Regions from separate parts of the Homo sapiens genome. Here region 1 is linked to region 2. A link is an interaction called in ENCODE POLR2A ChIA-PET data of the cell type or tissue named here. Cell type or tissue: IMR-90. All regions are shown on one strand. Links, peaks and the distances in the headings refer to the core of each region. The heading gives the core; the rest is flanking DNA. Region 1 overlaps LOC105376205 (a long non-coding RNA gene). Region 2 overlaps LOC105376214 (a long non-coding RNA gene).

The links. ChIA-PET counts read pairs that join two places held together with the same protein. Peaks named below come from ENCODE experiments on the same cell type or tissue, not always from the same donor. Only the 100,000 strongest peaks of a DNase experiment are listed, where the experiment ranks them.
Region 1: POLR2A ChIA-PET joins it to region 2 with 11 read pairs; 2 of 35 experiments call an interaction of 5 or more read pairs at or near these places.

What each region holds. Positions count from the first base shown.
Region 1 is chr9:107,598,760-107,610,244 of GRCh38, reverse strand. The region is part of intron 5 of LOC105376205 (a long non-coding RNA gene); the gene reads right to left. Among named protein-coding and RNA genes, the nearest start is that of KLF4, 110 kb to the right of the region's middle. In IMR-90, for the core only: no CTCF peak of the experiment used is centred there; no DNase peak of the experiment used is centred there; H3K27me3 peaks cover 726 bases.
Region 2 is chr9:108,035,808-108,047,292 of GRCh38, reverse strand. LOC105376214 (a long non-coding RNA gene) reads left to right here. Exons shown (of 6, transcript XR_007061722.1): 6 at 1-4,048. It also overlaps the pseudogene RPL31P43. Among named protein-coding and RNA genes, the nearest start is that of KLF4, 550 kb to the right of the region's middle. In IMR-90, for the core only: no CTCF peak of the experiment used is centred there; a DNase peak (open chromatin) is centred at 5,522; H3K27ac peaks cover 197 bases.

The sequences.
Region 1 (11,485 bases), core at 2,310-10,309, 440 kb after region 2:
TATTATTTAAGCAAGTGACTTCATCACAACCCAGGAAGACTGAAGACACTAATGTCCATCTATTCATTCCGTTACTTTATACAGATTTACTCTACACATAGCACCTGTTATGTTCCAGGTGTCTGAGGAGCTAGAGAAACCACAAGGAACAGGACAGGCACAGTTCCTATCCTCTCCAAGCTTACATACTGGTGAGAGAAACAGAGACCAAAGGGGCAAACAAAGAGACAGACAAGGTGATGGAATAGCAATTAATTGGGGATCATGAGCAGTGGTGTATGCCTGTAGTCCCAGCTACTCGGGAGGATGAGGTGGGAGGATCATTTGAGCCCAGGAGTTCAAGACCAGCCTGGCCAATAAAAAGATCCTGTTTCTTAGAAAGAAAGAAATTAATTGAAGTAGTCCCACCTGAATGGACAGCCAGGGAAAGACAGCCAAGGAAGCTTCTGAGAAAAAGTCATTTGAGCTAAGAGCTGAAGGGTCATTCCAAGAGCGATCCAAGCAGAGAGAAGGAACATGTGCCAAGTGTTGGAGACAGATGGGAGTTCAGGGCTTCCAGGATGAGAAAGGAAGCCAGTGTGGCTACAGTGTAATGAGTGAGAGAGGAGAATCTCTCTGTAGATACAGAGGTAAATGTAAGTGGAGATGAAGACAGAGGTGGAGATGATGATGGAGATCATCTTGCATTTGCCTGCCCAGCATTCCACGTCTTCTTCTTGCAGTAGAATGCTATTTTCTTTTCATCCTATGAGATTTGGATGGTATTGACTTCCCTCTGCAGTACCAGAAATCCATGCTTGGCTAATTGATTACTGCCTCCCCCCGCCTCTCCATCATCCCAACCAATTCACGAACCCACTCCCAGCATGTCGCTCAACCAGGCCAATAAACAAGACTTCAGCCAGACCTGTTGGTAAAGACGCAAACTGAACTGCTAGTGCCCATCTTACCACAACAGGGGGACAGCATGCATAAGAGTAACTCCCAGAGGCAAGCAGAGCTGAGAAAGTCCTGAGCTATAGTTTGACCCTTTGGACCCAGATGTATCCAGACTTTTCAGCTATGTAAGCCATTAAATGCTATTTTTTTTAAATATTTTGAGACAGGGTTACTATGGGGTTTCTCAAACTTGCAGCTCATGCATGATGCACGCTTACACAGTTATGCTGGCTGCTGAGTGGCAAATTGATTGAAGAAGGACAAAAGTGAAAACAGAGAAACGCATCAGGAGGCCACACAGGAGTCAGGAGAGAAGAATTAAATAATTTCACTAAACAGAATCCAGATTTTTGGAGCAAGTGATTACACTGAAACGTGTGGCTGTCTGTATACTGTACACTGCTCACAGATCAAGCCCACTCCATATGTTCAGGTGCCCATTTTGCACGTGAGCACTCTCTCTCGGCGGATCACTCTGAATGGCCAGTTCATTCTCATTCTCTGGGTCTCAGCTCAAATGACCCTTTCTCAGAGTGGCTGCCAGGAAAGCTATCCAAGTGGACTCTCCCATTATTTTCTATCCCATCACTTTGTTTATCTTTTCACAGCACTATCACAATGCATAATTATTTTGATTTTGTTTTTGTTTTTGTGTATATTTTTGTTTTTGTTTTGAGACAGGGTCTCGCTCTGTTGTCTAGGCTGGAGTGCAGTATCATGAACATGGTTCACTGCAGCCTCGACTTCATGGGCTCAAGCAGTCCTCCCACCTCAGCCTCCCAAGTAGGTGGGACCACAGATATTCACCACCATGCCCAGCTAATTTTTTAATCTTCTGTAGAGACAGGATCTCACTATGTTGCCCAGGCTGGTCTTGAACTCCTGGGCTTAAGTGATCCTCTTGCCTCAGCCTCCCAAAGTGCTGGGATTACAGGTGTAAGCAACTGCACCAGGCCCATAATTATTTTGTTTGTTTATTTGCTTATCCCTTTGGTCTCTGTCTCCCCCAGAGCAATGAAAGCTTGAGGAGAACTGGGGTCATGTTTGTCCCATTCATAGCTGTGCCTCCAGCTACTGAGCATAGCCTGGAGCAAACAGGTGCTCAACAAATACATGTTGACTACATTTTAATTTAATAACTCCTCTCCTGACAATTTACTCCGAGAAGTCAACTCAGAAGAAATTTTCAAAACACCATAGACATAGATAGTCGCCATAATCTAAAATGTTCAAAAAATAGCCGTCTTTAAGTGAGTGAATAATGGCATATCCACAAGGTAGCTACTACAGCCAGAGAAAATTATAAAGTATTAGAAAAATGTCCCAATATAGGCCAGGTGTGGTGGCTCATGCCTGTAATCCCAGCACTTTGGGAGGCCTAGGCGGGTGGATCACAAGGTCAGGAGTTCAAGACCAGCCTGGTCAACATAGTGAAACCCCTTCTCTACTAAAAATACAAAAAATTAGCTGGGCATGGTGGTGGGTGCCTGTAATTCCAGCTACTCAGGAGGCCGAGGCAGGAGAATCACTTGAACTCAGGAGGCAGATGTTGCGGTGAGCCAAGATTGCACCATTGCACTCCAACCTGGGCAACAAAAGTGAAACTCCGTCTCAAAAAAAAAAGAAAGAAAAAGAAAAGAAAAGGAAAAACATGGCAATATAGAATAGAAAATAATGTTAAGTGATAAAGGAAGGATATAACATCATACAGATTGTACCTATATTTAAAAATGAACATATACCTGTAATCAAAATCTAAACACATGTGGATCACTACAGGAAGGGAGGGTGTAAAAACAAACAGGTGATGTGGAAGTCATATAGATCCAGGGTTATTTTACTTGTGCTTTTTATTTCCTTACAAGTTGATTTTACAATAAACAGGCAATGTGGAGTTATGCAAAATGACCAGATTCAGAATGAAAAGCTGCAGAATGTTTGGGCTGTAGGAATCATGCCAACCTCCTAGAGCTGTTGTAAAGTTACAATGGGATCTTGGATTCAGAGGTACACAGCTCAGAACTAGGATAAATGTTTGATGCATAAATTTAATAATCATAATGACAATTACAATAAAAACATAATGCTAATCATCATTACATTATAAGGAGTATTATAACGAGATCAGGAGTTCGAGACCAGCCTGGCCAACATGGCAAAACCCTGTGACTGCAAAAATTAGCCAAGGGCAGTGGCGTGTGCCTGTAGTCCCAGCTACTTGGGAAGCTGAGGCAAAGAATCGCTTGAACCCAGGAGGCAGAGGTTGCAGTGAGCTGAGATAGCACCAATGCACTCCAGCCTGGGCGTCAGAGAGAGACTGTCTCAAAAAAATATCGGGGGGACCCAGAGAACTCTCTCCCACCCTCTCTTCGCCATGTGAGAGGCTACAACAGAAAGTTGGTAGTCTGCAACCTGGAAGAGGAACCGTGGCAGAACCTGACCATGCTGGCAGCCTGACCTTGGATTTTCAGTCCCCAAAGTGTGAGAAATCAATCTCTGTTTTCTAAGCCACCCAGTCCATAGTAATTTGCTAATAGCAGCCTGAACTAAGACAGACACTCAGCTCCAGTCACACTGAACTAACTGTTCCCCAAGTCGTCATGACCTCTCATGGCTGGTGAGAAGCCCCATCTCTGTGCTCTCTTAGCCCCTGTGTGTCTTATTTATAGGGACACTTAGATACTGAGTTTTCTGGGCTGTCAATCTGTCAGTCTCTCCCCCTAGTTCATGAGTCTCGCGAGGACTAGTGTCTGATTCATTTCAATGTCCCTTGTACCTATCGCTGAATCTAGTTCAATAAACCTGGGTTTAATTGAATGGAAATATAATAAACTGTTTATGATGTGGTAGAAGCAATACAAGTAAAAGCTACAAAGAAGAGAAGGAGCAATTATCAAGGGTAGAGCCTGGACTCTACACTTACCAAGAATCCTCACTCCATGCAATCAACCCCAGCTCTGAACACCAGGGAGGAGTTCAGCTCCTGCCTTCCGCCCCCGTGGGGGCCCTCGTGATGAATACATACACTTCATACCATCTCACAACCTACCTGGGTTTCCTCATCTGAGCTTGAAGAAAAGAAAAATGAACACTTTGCCAAAACCGCCATCCTCCATCCACCAAAAGCCCTTCTCTCTTGTGCCTGGTTCAATTATTCTTTTCTGAGGGGCAACATGCAGGATGAGAAAAAAGGGCCAGGTCCTAAGTGGGGCTCTCCTCTAAGAAGCAAAAGCACGAGTTTCAGAGAGATGAAAAAGAAGACTGGGCCGGGTGCAGTGGCTCACGCCTGTAATCCTAGGACTTTGGAAGGCTGAGGTGGGCAGATCACCTGAGGTCAAGAGTTCAAGACCAGCCTGACCAACATGGTGAAACCCTGTCTCTACTAAAAAAAAATAAAAATAAAAAATTAGCCAGGCATGGTAGTGCATACCTATAATCCCAACTACTTGGGAGGCTGAGGCAGGAGAATCGCCTGAACCCGGGAGGCGGAGGTTGCAGTGAGTTGAGATCGTGCCATTGCACTCCAGCTGGGCAACAACAGCAAAACTCCATCTCAAAAAAAAAAAAAAAAAAAAAGAAGAAGACCCATGTTCTGGGACTTACTGCTATCACAGAGATGCTAGTCATTCGTTTGTTGTATAAAAAACAGACTTATGCCGGGCATGGTGGCTCACGCCTGTAATTCCAGCACTTTGGGAGGCCGAGGTGGGTGGATCACCTGAGGTCGGAAGCTCAAGACCAGCCTGACCAACATGGAGAAACCCCGTCTCTACTAAAAATACATAATTAGCTGGGCGTGTTGGTGCATGCCTGTAATCCCAGCTACTCGGGAGGCTGAGGCAGGAGAATCGGTTGAACCTGGGAGGCGGATGTTGTGGTGATCCAAGATCGCGCCATTACACTCCAGCCTGGGTGACAAAAGCAAAACTCCATCTCAAAAAAAAATTAATTAATTAATTAATTAAAAAAAAAACAGACTTATTCCCCCATGTCACATGTTCATTTCCCTGAAGACATCACAAGCTCAAAGCCTCCCCGGCTCAAAGTGTTCAGTGCTTGATATGCTATCCCTGTCCACCTGCAAAGGCACTGTCCTGAAGATTAGATGTATTTGTTCTCTTCTACAATGCTTTAGATAAGATAAGGACACAAGAGCCAGTGAATACACATCAGGACCTGCACAGAAGTATAGAGAAGTATCACCACTGTCACTAGGGTGGATCATAAAGCTGAAAAAAATGCCCATTTGAAAACCAATAACCCATGATCTGAGACCCAGATATTTAATATGTGGTTACTTTCTGCCTCCAATGTAAATATTTATTGTGTTTTAGCATGTAAAGAAAAGCTATGGCTATTACACTTCCCAACGTGATGTTCTTGCTGACCAACATGATGGACACATTTATTGAAACCAGCGCCACACAAACCTGGGTTTTCTAATGACAACAGAAACAAGTCTCTCCTTCCCTGGCACATCTCAGATGGATTAAAAATCTTGAAGTGGGCCGGGCACGGTGGCTCATGCCTGTAATTCCAGCACTTTGGGAGGCCAAAGCAGGTGGATCACCTGAGGTCAGGAGTTCGAGACCAGCCTGCCCAACATGATGAAACCCCATCTCTACTAAAGATACAAAAAATTAGCTGGGCGTGGTGGCAGGTGCCTGTAATCCCAGTTACTTGGGAGGCTGAGGCAGGAGAATCGCTTGAACCCGGGAGGCAGAGGTTGCAATAAGCCGCAATTGCGCCACTGCACTCCAGCCTAAGCAACAGAGTGAGACTCTGTCTAAAAAAAAAAAAAAAAAAAAAAAAATCTTGAAGGGACACATAAATGGTTTCCAAGATATTGAGAATCCTGTAAGAGAGTTTAGCAGGCAGAGCCACCAAAGTGTTTGTCAATTAGATCATGATGTTCCCAAGGCAAGACCGCTTCTCCAATGCATTCCCAGTGCCAGGCACAGTGGTTGACACATGAGAAGCACTCAACAGGTTCAAACAAACAAATGAATGAAGGGCAGAATGGACTGGATTATTTCAAACATGATCTCTCAGATTCACTGTGAAAACTTAGAGCAAAATTTAGAAAGCATATGCTTTTGTGTCCCTAACCCCAGTGTTACCCCTGAACCCACTGGCCAAACACTCACAGTTGGAACATATATCAATTAAGGTGTTTTCAAGAGCAAAGAATAAGCCACTCAACTTAAAGCGACTTAAAGAATTAGGAAATTTAGGCCAGGCATGGTGGCTCACACTTGCAATCCCACCACTTCGGGAGGCTGAGGTGGGGAATCACTAAAGTATAGAAGTTTGAGACAGCCTGAGCAACATTGCAAGACCCCAGCTCTAAACACACACACACACACACAAAGTGTTTTTATTTTTTTAATTAGCTGGGTGTGGTGACGTGTGCCTGTAGTCCCAGCAACTCAGGAAGCTAAGGAGGGAGGATCACTTGAGCCTAGGAGTTTGAGGCTGCAGTGAGCTATGATTGCACCACTGCACTCTAGCCTGGGTGACAGAGTAAGATCCTGTCTCAAAAAAGAAGAAAGAAGAAAGAAGAAGAATTATTAGGAAATGTATTACCTCAAATAGAACAACTACAGGGATTTCAGGTGAGTTACAGAAGAGGCACACACACACTCACACACACACACACACACACACCCCTACACATCCTTACCCATTATAGTAAGTCCCCGTTTTAATTATTCAAAGGTAGAGAATATTATTGAATTCAGAATAACACGTCAGTCAGTCAGGTGCAGATCACAGCACACATCTTAGTGAGGCTTCTAATGAGATTCAAAGGGCTATGTCACTGCTCTTTTTTACTCGTTGCTCATGTCACTAGAATAGAATTTACTCTAACATCTATGGCTTCTATTCAAGGGAATGTTTAAACACAACATGAATGAGTCCATTTCCTCAACTGCAGAAAGAAAGCAGAGTCCATGCCCAGGAATTCTCAAACATCACTCTGCCTTCAGCATTGCACAGTACCGGCAAAGCCATTTCCTCACATTTTATTTGAGGATTTTGATACGGAGTGCTAGCACAATGATTACAAGTTCATTTTGTCCAATTTATACACCATAAAGGCCAGAGGTGGAGTGACTTCAGAGCTGATTCAATAACTTCATCTAGGATCCATGTTTTTTCCATGTCTCAACATATCAACTTTGTTCTTAGACTGGCTCCCCTCATGGTCCCAAGAGGGCTGCCACAGTTCTAGACCTCACATCTGGATTGAAAAACATCCAGAGGCAGAAAAAGCCTGAATCTTCTAGTGGTAAGAGTAGAAGAAACCTTTTCCAGGTGCCTCCCATCAGCTCCCTGCTTTAATTTTTTTTTTTTTTTGAAATGGAGTTTTAGCTTGTCACCAGCCTGGAGTGCGGTGGCACAATCTCAGCTCACTGCAATCTCCACCTCCTGGGTTCAAGTGATTCTCCTGCCTCAGCCTCCTGAGTAACTGGGATTACAGGCGCATGCCACCATACCCAGCTAATTTTCGTATTTTTAGTAGAGACAGGGTTTCGCCATGTTGGTCAGGCTGGTCTCGAACTCCTGACCTCGTGATCTGCCCACCTGGGCCTCCCAAAGTGCTAGGATTACAGGTGTGAGCCACCGCACCCGGGCTTTTTTTTTTGTTTTTAATCAGCCAGGTGTGGTGCCGTGTGCCTGTAGTCCCAGCGACTCAGGAGGCTGAGGAAGGAGGATCACTTGAGCCTAGGAGTTTGACTTTAAGTCTCAGGCCGTACTGAGAGACACACCCACCCCAAAATTCATTACTGATAAGGGAACATGGGATTGCAGTTACTGGTTAAACTAATCAAGATTCACCCCTGAGCTGGAGACAGAGACACCTTCCATGACTAAACCAGGGCTCTGTCAGCTGGGAAGAATGCCCTAAGCAAAGGACAGGCACCGAACAGCATCTGTGCCCAATAGCCCGAGCCCCATCAGCAGGGACCTTTTGGGACTCTGTGGCTGTGTGGGCTCCAGGGGTCCCTTGAGGTAGAGACACTATTAAAGAGAAGGGATTCAGCACTTAGCTCACCCATAGTGTTTGATTCTGGCTCCTCTTGGGGCAACAGCAAAGTATGGGGGCTATGCTGACATCACGATCTATGATGCTGCCGCCACCATGGTTTATTAGCCTGCCTGTGCCACTTCCTGAGCCTCCAAATCACACAGAATGTAAGACAGACAAAAATGTCATCAGAGTACAAGAGCAAAGCAAGCTGCTTTACTGGGTACCTACTAGACACAAGACATGGTTTTTCACATTAAATCATTTAATTCTCACAATAGCCACCAGCTAGGTATTATCAGCACTCTGTTAATAGAAAAGAGGGCAGTGGCTCAAGCCTGTGATCCCAGCACTTTGGGAGGCCTAGGTGGGTTGATCACTTGAGCTCAGGAGTTGGAGACCAGCCTGAGCAACAAAGTGAAACCCCATCTCTAAAAAAATTTTTAAATTACCCAGGTGTGGCGGTACACATCTGTAGTCCCAGCTACTCAGGAGGCTGAGGTAGGAGGATGGCTTGAGCCCAGGAGGTGGAGGTTGCAGTGAGCCAAGTTATCATGACTGCACTCCAGCCTGGGTGATAGAGCCAGACCCTGTCTCAAAAAAATAAATTAATTAAGTTAAATTAAATTAATGCAGAAGTTGAGGGACAATCAAACAATTTGTCCAACATCTCATCACTAGAAAGTATCAGAGCCCAAATTCTAGCTCCAACCCTGACTCTAAAACCTGCAGCCTTTGTATGCGGACATACTGTGTTCCAGTGCAGAATAGAATGCCAAGTCACAAGCAAAGAGAAAAGGACATACCAGAAAACATTGTCAGCCCAAGAATATAACCAGAGAAGACAAAGAAAGAGTTACAAACATTCAGGAAACATGAGATCGGCATTACATTATGATCCCATAAACACGGTTCACATATGCAAGTTACATATAAAGCACACCCTCAGTCCCAAAGCCCTACCCCATAAGTTGCCTTGATTGGATTTCGTAAGACTACTAAGGCAGTGTCGCTCGAATCTGGTCCATGGACTGATGCTAGTCTGCGAACTACGCGTTTCCAGTTCACAATAATAAACACAGAATTGAAAGCAACATGTTAGAAACCTCTCTAGTGTTTTAACAGTGCAATAACATTCAAGCATGTGACTAGCAGACTTGTCTTCTGGAATGGGGTCTAGACTAGTTTGGGTGCTGTTGAACTCAGGTTGCATATGGCCCAAGCTGCATGCTTGTACTGGTTCATCACGGATTGAAAAATAAAAAATTAAAATAAATAGGCCGGGTGTGGTGGCTCAAGCTTGTAATCCCAGCACTTTGGGAGACCCAGGCAGGTGGATCACTTTAGGTCAGCAGTTCAAGACGAGCCTGGTCAACATGGTGAAACCCCGTCTCTACTAAAAATACAAAAATTAGCTAGGTGTGGTGGCGTGCACCTATAGTCCCAGCTACTCGGGAGGCTGAGGGAGGAGAATCACTTGAACCTGGGAGGTGGAGGTTGCAGTGAGCCAAGATCACATCACTGTACTCCAGCCTGGGTGACAGAGCAAGACCCTGTCTCAAAAAAAAAAAAAAAAAAAAAAAAAAAAAAAGATAAATAAATGAATTAAAAAAAAAAAATCCCTGGTGGTTCCCCAGAGAAAGTTGGAAAAGCACCACCCTAGAATTCAGCTGGGTAAATATAATTACCCTCATTTACAAGTAAAGAAAATGAGATTCAAGGAGACTGAGTCACTTTTCCAAGGTCAACACCCCTGGGAAGAGGCAGGACAGGAAAACACTCTAGTTCAATGACAAATGAGAACTATGAAATCTCCCAGCTCCTGATAACAGAAAGTGCTGGCAAGAGGGGCCTGTAAAAAGGTGGAGGCTTGTTTAAAAAAAAAAAAAAAAAAAGCATTTCCCTCAGCTTTGCCATTGCCAAAAGTTCAGCCAAGATAAAATGCCTCTGATGAGAACTACCTATAAAGTGAGGCCAGGAATAAAAGGGAAATGGATGGGCTCATTCCTGGCAAAGCCCTGTCTTGTGCATCCTGATTTACTAGTGTTACTTGTAGAACTGACTTGTTGTTACTACAATTTCACCATAAATTACGAAGACGAAGGTGTCTTCTCAAAGCCCTTCCAGTCTGGCTCCAGATTTTACCAGCCCCATCACTGACTCTAGGCCCAGCCAAACTGAACCTCCCACCCTCTCAGAGCTAACGTTGGTTATTTTAGAATGTTCCACTATCACCTCTCTCTTCTTCTTACTCAACTAGAAAAGCCCTGCTCTCCATGAAAACATTTTTGGAATATTGTTATAGCTAAGACCCTGGGTTTCAAGAACCAAGGCTCATTTAAGCTCATTTTTAAAGGACGGGGAATGTATGTGGGGCTGTTCAGTGGTCTCATGCAGACATTCCAGGACAGGAAGGGCCACAGTGGGGACTGAGAAACATTGTCACCCCCGGCAGCTCCTAATGTTTTTTCTGTTTCTGAAGTCACTGGACTCTCTAGCCCTCGCTACATCTCTGCTTTCTCCCTAGGCGTCTCCTGTTTCCTTGTTGCTTTAGTGTCCCTACACCTTCACTGGTAGACAATCATTGTGGCTTCCCAATTCTACCTTGCATATTTGCAAATGCAGCACCAGCACCAACTAGATCCATCCCTCTCTTCCCAAGTCTAACTTCCCGAAGAAGGAATCTGATTGGCTGAGCTCAACTTTTCAAGTCAGGCCACTAATCAATGATCTCCAGCCTATCTAAGAATTAGCTTACTTGGGGCCTGAGGTCAATCTCTGGTCTCAACAGCTATTGTCAGGAAAGGCCAGGTATGTGACATGGAGAATGTCTGCTTAAATGCAGGAGACTGGAAGCAGGTGGGTCTAGACCACTGATATGGTCTTTAAAGGAATTAAAGAGAAATTAATAAACTCCTATTTTTGCTTCAGTTCCCAACTCTCGTGACACTTTCTCTAGGAGGTCTTCCATGATTTCTTCAGGTTAGTTTTTGTTTTTGTTTTCTTTTTTTGAGACAGAGTCTTGCTCTGTCACCCAGGCTGGAGTACAGTGGCACAATCTTGGCTCACTGCAACCTCTGCCTCCCGGGTTCCAGCAATTCTCCTGCCTCAGCCTTCCAAGTAGCTGGAACTACAGACAGGCACCACCATGGCCAGCTAATTTTTTTGTATTTTTAGTAGAGATGGGGTTTCGCCATGTTGGCCAGGCTGGTCTCAAACTCCTGACCTCAAGTGATCCACCTGCCTCGGCCTCCTAAAGTGCTGGTATCACAGATGTGAGCCACTGTGCCTGGCCTATCTTCAGGTTGATTTTTGTTCCTTATGTTCTTGCAACACAGTGTAAGTCCCTCTCTAGGAGCTCTCATCATGTTAATTAGAAACTGCTTGCTTGCATCTCTTCTTTCCCCACTAGATTATGAGGGCTTTGAAGATCTGGACCACACCACGACCACCTTTGAATCCACAGCATGGAGCTTGGTGTTGAACATAGAAGGAGAACAGGAAATGAGCATG
Region 2 (11,485 bases), core at 2,007-10,006:
GAAGATGTTATGCAGTTTATAAAGTCTTTTCATGTTTTTGGTGTGTTCCATTCCAAAGGAAGCAAAAGGAAAATTTGAAATGCTGACTTTAATAGTGAAACTCCATGTTGTGGATTCACTATGTTCTTAAGTTTATTTTTTAAAAGAAGAAGAAAAATCTTTAAGGAATAGTAAGCATCTTTATCTTATCAAAATCTGATATCCAAATGAGAAATTGCTTCCTCTTTCTAAAAATAATAAGCACTTACTATATTCTGGACAGTATAAACACTTTGCAATCATTATCCCCTCAACTCAATGGAGTGGGTATTATTACTATCCTTTTATTAGAGATGTAGAATAGGAGACTGAGAGAATTTTTAAGTGACTAGCCTAAGAACAGTCAGCTTCTATGTGGTAGACCCAGGATCTGAACACATTCTGATGCCAAAGCATGTTTCTCTTATTCCTAATTGCAACCCTACACAAACTGTACTGGCAGAGCATACACATTTTTTCACGGAATTATGAAAAAAAAAAGCCTCATGAGGTAAGAAATACCACTTTAAATTTTCAGATAAGAAAACTGACTACATGATTTCTCTATTTCATGCAAGTAGACAGGTGAAGATTCAGAATAGCTCTAAGGCTGAAACTGGAACCCAGAACCCTTGAGTCTAGAACAACCTAAATCGGTTCCTTCTTTGTATCTGGCATTGTGAGTCCTCATGAGAAAAAAATTGGGGGTTAGTGCAAAATTTATTTCTCCATAAGCAAGCAACTGTTAAGTTGTACAGAGATTTACATACAACAACTGGGACCATCCCACTTACTGCCCAAATACTCATTCGCTCAATTGCCAACTAACATTTATTGAGTACCAAGTATATACAAGGCATTGTCAAGTCTTGGAGTACAGAATAAGCAAAGAAAGAGTAAAAGATGTCTGTAACCTTCATGGTACTTATTGGGTCCCCCAATGCCTTCTTCACCAGGCACACTTTCCCAATATTGATGGAAAAAGAAATCTATTGTTAAATCTCAGTGATTTTCTTTGAACTTTTTTCCTGAAATCCCCATTGCCTTTGGCATAATCTGGCTACTTCCTGGGTTCTACCAAGCTTTGGCCCAATGAGGGTGACTTCGGTGACTCTTTAACAAATACCTTAGACACCCCCTCATTTACTAGCCTGGATTAACAAACAGCTTGTCCTGAGCAACTCTGGATGTAGCCAATACCATGCAGTGACCTCAGAGCACAAACATCTGCCTCAATGTTATCCTGAGGGCAGACATCTGCTCAGGGAGTTTTTCTGGACTTTTCTTGAGATGGCTTGATCTCTACTGGGAGATCACCTTCTGGGTTCTATGGATGGACTATATATTCCAATATGTCTGCTGTCTGGAAGCTGTCAAAGATAGATTCCTTGGAGTGGTGATGAAAGTGCCTTGTTTGTTTGGCTTCCCTGAATGCAGAGGACTGGAAAGAAGCAATCTTATAGGATGATTGGCCATTAGCGGTTTCCAGTTGACTTTGCCAGACCCAGAAGAGCTATGTCTGACCTAACCTCTGCTTCAAGGAGACTACACACAAATATAAATAATCAGTTTCCAAGGCTAGTGTCCACCTCGTGGTATCCTGGTCCCCTCTGCGTTGTAATGTATACCTCAGTATCTTAGTAACTGCTGAAGAGAGACGCTTGGTTGAGACGACCAGTATAGATTGCAGTCTCAGTAAAAGGCAGGGTCCATGTGTGCACATCTTTTTACAGTTAACAAGATCCTGCTATTTCTAATACTTCACTCAGTACTCATGATAATATCAAAAGGCAAATTTTGTTATTCTCAGGTCACAGATGAAGAAACTAATGTACAAAGCTAGTGGCAGAACTGGGACTAAACACTGGGTCTAACAACTACCAAATAATTCTCCATCTTCTACTTTATCATAAGATGAAATGATTATTATAATAGGAAGGACTTCCTTGAAATTTTATATACATACATATATATATAGCATCTAGCCCTGTGCATTACATAAAGTAGTCCCTTAGTAAGGAATAGCTTTTTTTTTTTTTTTAATGTAAGGCAGCACAGTATAATTGTTCAGCCATGAGAAAGGAGGTTAACTTGAGATAACATCCAGTTACTCAGACCAGGTACTTAGTCTCTTCGGATATTCATTTTCTTATCTAAAAATGGGATAATGATTAAAAACTTTCTAAGGTTAGCATGAGAATTGTATAGCTAGAAGACAGGAATTTGCTCCCTACGACTGAGGTGCAACTTTTGTAAGATAGAGTGGGAGGGAACACTCACCTCCTTTCTAGGCTGCATACAAAGACCCAGGATACTTCCATGGCACCTGAAAAATGGAAGAGTATACTCTATTTTTAAATCCACAGCTATTCACTGAGATGTAAAATGAAAATGTTTCCATTCACAAACACAGAACTCTGCCATCACGCTAAGGCTTTTTTTTGCAAATATCCTAAGGCTTTGCCTCTCAGTGATCAATTTCATGGCACCATGGACCACCCCATCAAAGACCCTGGCACTCCTCAGGTGCTGTGTGAGTTCCTGGCACTGGTGGGACCTGCCACAGCATGCTCCCCCACCCTAGGCTCTAGGATGATAACCTTCACTTACCTTGCAATCTCAGTAGAAGGCAGTGTTCGTGTGTGCACATGTAGGGCCAGTTCTGCCTCCTTCTCCACTTCATATGCCAGCTTCCCTCAATATCTCAATACATTCTTCAAACAAAGGCCTGAGAGTGGGAGTAGATAAGGGCATTTTTGTTAGATGTCTTCTCTTTTCAGGGCTGCAACACAAAAGCCTCTAATAATGCCCTCAGGGAAAAAGAACATATATTCCATACACATTTTTTCCAACCTTCTATCAATCATATAGAAAACACTAATTAATATTCCAATAAGTTGTCCTGCCAAAGAGGAGGAGGAGGAGGAGAACTAATATATGTAAAGTGTCAAGTATAGTATCATATGGCATACCATAAACACTTAACTACTGTATTATTGTAGTTTTCTTGGTTGTATAACTACTGTATACAATTGCAGAACTACTGTATTATTGTATAACTGCTGTATTATTGTATAACTACCGTATAACTACTGTATTATTGTAGTTTGTATAACTACTGTATTATTGTAGTTTTATTTTACTGAGACTGCCCTGTGATGCTTTAGTACTTCCTTTCAATGCTTTGCCAAAATAGGGCAGGACCTTAAAATGAGAAACTGTGATATAAGCACTTTGTCACATGAACAATTATCAGGCTCTCTAAAATAAGTAAAAATTAGATCCTGAAGCCTCATCTAGGCCTTTCCTTGTTTACCTACTTTTTAAATGTAGTTTGGCTTGGTCCAAGAAAGGGAATTTGTCATATATTGATGTGGGGCAATATCATTTGTGCAAGTATCATAAATGTAATGGTAGCAGTTCCAAACCAGAAGTATCTTAAAAGAATAATGCACTATGACTAAGCAGGATTCATTCCAGAAATGCAAGGATGGTTCAATACTGAAAATGTTGATAACTGCATTACATCATTTCATTAAGTGATTAACAGAGCAAAAAACAGATAACAATAAATTTACTATACTGTCTGGATTCAACTAGAAATAGTAGAGAAGGAATAGAGCAATAGTTTTGACATGGTAAAGAATATCTGAAGTCAATTTCGAACAAACACCAGGTTCATTACCACTAAATTTGAGAACAAGATACAGATGTCCACTATCACCTATTATTATTTAACATTATTTAGGATGTTTGTTTAAGTCAGAAAAATAAAGTAAAAAGCAATATAACTATTCAAAAAGGGAGATTTAAAAATTAATCATTATTTTCTGTTTCTTAACCCTGAAAAAACAAACAAACAAAAATCTTCCTTGAGTTTAGAATGGCTAATGGTTACAAATAAATACATACAAATCAATGTATTCTCTATAAAACTGCAGTATGTAATGGAAATGTTAATAGAAAATAGAGTAAATTTATTGTATTAATCAAATGATGTAACATCTAAAAATAAATATATAAAAAATAACTTAAAATTTGTACAGACGTATATGCAAAAACTATAACTAACTATATAACTCTTAGAAGAGAAGATAGGAGTAAATTTTTATGACCTTTGGTTAAGCAAATCTTTCTTATCTGGGACAGCAAAAAAAAAACCAATGTTTTGTTTTTTGAAACACTGAAAAAAAAAATGGATAAATTGAATTCCAGACCACAGAACTGGATAAAATGTGGTGGCAAGAGATAACCCTTCTAAATGTGAGGGCAAAGTTGGGACATTAGTAGATCCAGAATTCGAGAAGATCACTCTGGCTTCCATGTTGGAAGTTGTATTGGAGCTGGGAGCTTTTAACAGGGGGAAAAGCTGGGAGTATGGGATTAGTTTATGGCTGATGACAGGTAGAGCCAAACAAGAACAGAGATGGGGTTGGTCGAGCCTCATGCTTTAGAGAAATAAAGGAGAATGCACCTGTCAATAGAGCCATGGTTTGGGCAACTAGGCCATTATGGGAACATGTCAAAAACATACATAGAGTGGTAGATGATTGATAGACTACAATGGAAATTTGATTAAAGTGTTCCAAACACCCTCTTTAAGTAAAAGGTTCACCCTGAAGTCCTTCTCTGATCTTTGCTGAAACAATTAGACAAGATTTAAAGTTTCTTTATAAACCAGAAGGGCTATTGGACAGTGTGACTCCATAGAACAATGCCCTTTGGACATACAAGGCCAAGCTCTGACACTCACAAATATCATGGGTGTGTGCGAGTTACTTAACAAACCTGAGCATTAGTTTCCATTTCACTAAAACAGAAATAGTAATCTTTCCCATGTAGGACTACAGTGTACATGGGAAGGGCCTGGCTCAGACCATGCAGCCAATAAATGCAGATTCTCCTCTCTTTCTCTCTTCAGTGATGCATCCCAGCCTTCAACCCACTAATGATTCTCCCTGTGGGTTTCTACATGTGCTCTCTACAGTTGAAATTTGCTGCTTTGTTATTTTTCTTAGGGAATATATAAAGAAACCATCATGGCCTTTTCCCAATCTATTGTTTTATAACTCCATAATCTTCATCTGTACCTCTTCTCTGATATTTCATCTTATTTAATTATATATTTAGCAAACCTAATCCTGCTTCCCAATGATACTTGCATGAGCTCAGAGGCATTGCTAAAATAAGACCCCCTGCTACCAGCAGTGCCAGTCAGTAGGTGACACTACTGACTACTTTCCTCTCCTCTCGAAGTGGCTTCAATGATGGATGACATGCTCAGTGCTCAAGACTCAGCTCCACTTTCAGAGTCTGCCTGTCCATCACTGTCTGTCCCCCGAGGATGAGCAGCAGATGACCAAGGGTGGCTTCCTACCTGATGCCAGCTAGTGTTGTGAATGGACCTCTTAGTTTGAGAAGGAACCAGGTTGGGCACAGAATGATTTTTGGCAGACAACAAGGAGGATGAGTCAAGGCAGAAAGCAGAACTGAGCCATGGTGAACTTTAGTCACCAGAATGGCATTTGCCATTCAACAAACATTTATCAAGCTGTGCTGTGGACTGCTAATTTCTCACACATCATCTCACCAACTCCTCAGTTACCCCATGAACAGGCATTAGCCCCTTGTTTTACAGATGAGAAAGCAGACACAGACATGTTAGGTAACCTTCTGTTAGGCCTCAGCTCCTAATTGCTAAATTATCCTTCAGATAAGGAGTTGTTTCTTCCAAGTCCCAGATACTCTGCATCAACATGAAATGTGTTTGCCCTGGAAGTGTGTTCATGAATCCTGTCTACGATTACCTGAGAAGGTCTCAGGTTGAAGAGGATAAGATTTCAAATCCTAGAGTTATACTTTTCTTAGGACAACGTGTCCACCTTCCCCCACCCTAAAACACACATTCCCCAGCTCTACATGTTTATTCCTAAATTCTGCAGTGATTTACTGAACACCTCCCATGTGCCTGGCATCATGCTTAGTTCCACTAATACAGAGAAAACCAAAGACTGGGACAGGGTCTTTGCCAACACAATAGCTTCGAGTCAAGCAGAGAATATATCTAACCTGTGTCTGTACAAAAAGTGAGACTGCAGCTGTCAGCTCCTACTTTCCCCAGGCCAAATCTCCAGCAACCCACAAGGCCTTCAGCTTACAAGTCCAGCCCTACCCTGCCTTACCTGAATCAATGCAGCAGTGTGGTACATAATTTAGAAGCATAGTCCAATACCGTCTCCTCTCTGAGAGCAGTCATGTGCTGGTCACTGCTACTGTGTCTGTTGTCTGGTGAGTCAGCTCTCTGCCCCTGGGCTGCTACAGAACACCTCCATCTAGGACAAGATGTACTCATTGATACCCCAGCCTCCCCCTCACTCCTGACACAAGTCTCATTTCCTGCTTTGACAAGTGCCTGGTCTGACACCTTAGGTTTCTTGGCTGGGGTCTTGAGGACCTATCTCTTTCAAATTGCCTTCTTCCAGAGGGCCCATTCTCAGCCCTATGCCCTTCTGTTAATAAATGAAGCTGTTTTCTAAACCCGACAAGACCAGAATCAACCATGCAGACTGAAGGAATGAAGACATGTGGCCCATGGCTCTCCTCTTCAGAGCAGCTTCCTGTAGGTCTTTTTTTTTTTTTTTTTTGGCAATTTTATAACTTTGATATATTTGACAATCACTGGTTAGTTCTCATCCACGTTGACTGTCTGTAGATTCTTGAGAGCGGTAGCAGGTACATAGGCAACCAAAGTATACAACTTACTTAATGAGGATCTTCATCCTCATTACGTTTTCTGGACAACTGCACATAGATACTGTATGGGACATTCTTTATTCCTTTGGCCCAGACAGGTCTGTTGAACCTAGTATCAATGCACACATCTGGAATTCCCATCTCCTTCATGGCAAATTTCCAGATCTCTTTGAATGTCCAAGGGGGATGTTTCTTGAAGCCCACTTCATGGATGTGCTTGTGAATGATGTTGGTGTATTCTCCGGTCACTGCTTCATTGATGGCAGAATGGCCCTTTTTCTTCTCACCACCCTTCTTTGCGGGAGCCACTCTGCCAGGCCCAAGTTGGAAAGTGAGATCTTTGTAAATATTTAATGTAATATTGTGTACTTCTATAGGGCAGATTCTCAAGCCTGGGCACATACTTGGTTGATGCTCATTACTCTATGTCTAGATACTAGCTAGAGAGCGAACATTGCTCCAACCAGTTGTCACTAGGAAGACCGTGGGAAGATCACTCTACTGCTCTGTGGACCAGTTTCACCCTGAATGAAAGAGGAGAAAATTGGGGCTGAAAGGCAGTAATAACTGAAAAATGGCATTAGATACTCTAAAGATTGTACACAGGCAATGCTTGAGTCTATATACAATTTTTGGTTTTCTGTAAAGGAACAGAGTAATCCAGGAACTCCTCAGGAAAGCATTAACTGGAGGAACTTTTGGGAGCCACAGCCATACATTGTGTAATCTGCATAATTCTTACGCAATCACTCTGGGAGGTGGTCCCTATTATGGCTCCATTTAGAGCTGAGAAAACTGAGACTCAGAAAATTTGAGTGAAGTTAGGAAGATAAGATCAATTTGAGCTTTTTGGAATTTCCAGGTGACTCACTGCATGGAATACACACTGCCCCATGGTTTGAATCTGCCACTATTGATACTAACTATGAACTGCATGCTTTGTCTATGCCAAGCTCCATTCAGAAACTACAACATGGTTCCTTCCATAAAGATACATGAGGTTACTTTGCAAGGTTCTCCTTGGCCCTGCTACCCGAAGAGCAGCACCTACAGCAGCCAATACAGGTTATGTGAGCACACATGCTAACTCTTCAAGGTCCATCTTATAAACCCATGGGAATAATGCTCTGTATCTGTCTGGAACCTTATAGTTATACATCTTGCATCTGTACCACACTAACTCTGCAAGTTCATGAAGGGCAGGTATCACTACCCTCATTCATTGAGTCACTGATTTATGTATACATCGATTGTGGCATTAATTCAACAAATATTTACTGAGTACTTACCTGTGCCAGGCTCTGTGCTGATTCATAGAGGAAAATGATGTAAATAAGGCTTATCTGACTCTCAAGCAGCACAGTCTTGGGGTGGGTACAGTTTCCCAAATAGACAATAACTTTGAGGGTTTAAGTGCTTTAACTGTAGAGCTATAACTGAGAGGACAAGGAACTCTGCCCAGTGCTTTCAGAATGGTTTCAAAGAGAAGGCAGAATTAGAGAGGCTGGAGTGCATGTGGAATACCTTGATGCCAGGTTAAGGTTCTGAACTTTATCCTGACGGACATGAGATGTACGCTCAGAGCAATTAGAGACATTGTCTGGGCTGCAAGAAGTGTATTTACCATTCTTGTTTTTCTATAAAGGCACAGAGTAATCCAGGAACTCCTCAGGAAAGTACTGGCTGGAGGAACTTTGGGAGCAACAGCATGGTTTGATAGAAAGAGATCAGAGGAGAAAGAGAGGAAAATAGCGCCAAATGGGTAGCTGCTATGTGTTAGAAGCTTATATATGTTATCTTGGGGGCACCAAGGACATGATTTCAACCCCACATTAGAAATAGAGAAAGATCCAGGAAGCCTGGTTTCAGATCCAGGTCTCACCTCTTCTTCCTGGTCATGAGACCTTGGGAAGATCACACTACTGCTCTGTGGACCAGTTTCACCCTGGATGGAAGAGGAGAAAACTGGAGCTGAAGGGAGGCAGTAACTGGAAAATGGTATTGCATACTTTAAAGGCTGTACACAGACAATGCTTTGTGTTTGCTTGTTTGAATAGGGAATAACCAAAACCTCATGGTATCCCTAGGCCCATTCTAAGAAAGCAGGCAGGGAACAGAAAGGAGCTACAGGAGGCATGGAAGGGAAGGGGAGAAGAATAAGAATCAGGCCTGGGTTACAATCAGCATTCACATCCCAGCTCACGGCATGAACACAGGTGCATCACTTCATTGTGCCCAGCATTTCTTTCCACACAAAGAGAGGGTCTTTCCAGTATCAGGACTCTGTGCGTACAAGTCAGTAGAGAAGGAGGTAGTTGCTCTGTAGATACAAGAGCAATGGAGGCAAAAAAAAAAAAAAAAAAAAAGGCAAGTCCTAAGCATACACTACCCACCCTGTCCCAACCCCACTTGCATGATTCTGGAATTTCTTTCTGTTTCATGCAGACAGGAAGCCACTTAGTAGAGGCTTACAGGAAAGCTGAGGGCTCATTTTCTCTCCACCTGGAAAAGGAAAAAAAAAAATCTGTTCCATTAAAATAAATGGATAAATAAATCTCCTCCAACTTCTGAGTCTCTTGTTTGGGTGAGCAGCACTGCACTTTGTCTAGTGCCCCAGCTGAACACCTAACAACCACTCCAGTCACTCTCATCTCCCACATCCAAGTGATCCCCAAGCCCCACGGATTCTAGCTCCCTAACCATTCTCCATTCTAGCTCCCTAACCATTCTCCCCTTCCTTCTCACTCCAAGTTATTTGCTTCCCTCCCTCACAACTTGTTCCCTGGTCTGTGGCACCAATTGTTGCCTAAATGGACTTCCTGTCCCTATTCATTTCTCCCCAGTCTCAAACTGTCATGAGATCTTGCATTCACACCTGTGCCCTGCCTCACATCTTTTCAATCCACCTTCTACCCTAGCCATTGCCAGTGGGGTCTAGGCAATGCCCCCAGCTGCACCTCCATCTTGCTGACTTACTGCCCCGGGGCTTCTGGAACATCAAGAAGTAGGGCAACCATGGTACCCTGCTCAACATCTACGCTCAGGAAAACTTGAAAATGCAAGGGAGTTAACAACCTATGGGGCAATCCTTAACCAACGGGGGCAGAAAGCAGGTGGATTTTGTGACCCCATTTCTCACCATCAGGCAGACAATTTTGAAGGACTTTCTATATGGTCCTCAGAAGGTCCCTGCAGAATCCAGCCTCCATTGTCCATGGTGATGATTAGCTGGACATGGCACCACTGGTATTGGCTTTCTTCCTTTCCTCATGTCCTACCCCCTTGTTACTGTTCCCTGAGGTTGTATCCAAAAAGCAACTACCTGCGCACAAATGCTTATCTCAGGCCGTGCTTTCTGGGGAAACCCCCAGCTATGGTAGTTCCATAGGTAACTTTCAAACAGCAGTTCCACCTCTATTTGTTCTTTATAATGGGCTTCTGTTTAACATTGCTTTCAAATGAAAAGTTCAATTGCTAAAAGGAAATGGAGAGAGAGGAAGACAGGGAGGGAGAAAGGAAAAGAAAAGAAGAAAGGAAGGAAAGAAGAGAAGAGAGTATTTAAAACCATTGGTCTACAAGACAAAACCTATACATTGACATCCAAGATTCTTGAAGTCCTTGAAGTGACTCTTCATCTTTCCAAGCACCTGCAGATGCTCGAGAAGGGGCTCAGCCTTCATATTAACCCACATCACAGCTGCTATTGTTTTCCCAGAATGTAGTACCATCCTCCCTGCCAGTTCTTTTTCTGCATTGATCCCTCTGCATACTTGACTCTTATTCATCTTTTATGTTTCAAACCAAATGTCCCCTTTCCCATCCTCACCATACATCCACTGCCCCCACTTTAGTGGCTCAGGACAATACTTATCACCACTATCATCCTACTAAGCAGCATTTACTGGGCTTTTAAAATGGGCTAGGAGCTCTGCTAATTGCTTTACTACTATTAACTGCTTTACTACAGGACTGTTGCACAAAAGCCTTGCAAGATAGCATATAATTATGATACCAATTGTATAGGTCCAGATGGGGAAACTGAGGCTTTGAGAGGCTCAGAAGCTTGGGATGTTGCAGAGTGTTCCTGCAGGCTTTGCACAATTGTGTGATTATACATGTATCCTCTTTCTCATCGACCTATGGGCACTGCAGGGGCAGAAACTGAGTTCTATACATCTCTGTGATCTCCTCAAAGCATAGCCTAGCATAGATTCCAGCACGTAGTGGGAGAAAAAAGTACTGGTTTATATGATAAGGATACACATCAGCCTAGAGGAAGAAGGGCCCAGTCTCAATTAGATCACCCTCCTGCCCCTGCCAAAACTTCCCTCCCTTTCACACCACACTGTCCCACTCCCAAAACTGAGCTTAGAGCCTTCTTGCTGCTTCAAAAGCTCCTGTGCTTCCCTTTTTATTAGAGTAATTGTTAGCTATTCTTGAAGACTTGCTACAACTCATTTAATCCTCAAATAAGCCCACAAGCTTTTGCTGTCACAGCTCGATCATATTGCATTCTATCATAGTCTCTTGCTTTTTCAGAGCACCCTGGAGGGTCTCCAAGACTGGGTCCTAGAAGGCTGTGCCTCTGCCTCCCCCACCTCCTGCCCAGGGCTGGGCACCTAGGAGAAGAACTGTAACAGTGCAACAACAGGCAGTTGGCCTGGCCATTAGGTGTGGTGGCCTGGTGTTTTCCCCAGCTGGGCCTCGGCCCTGT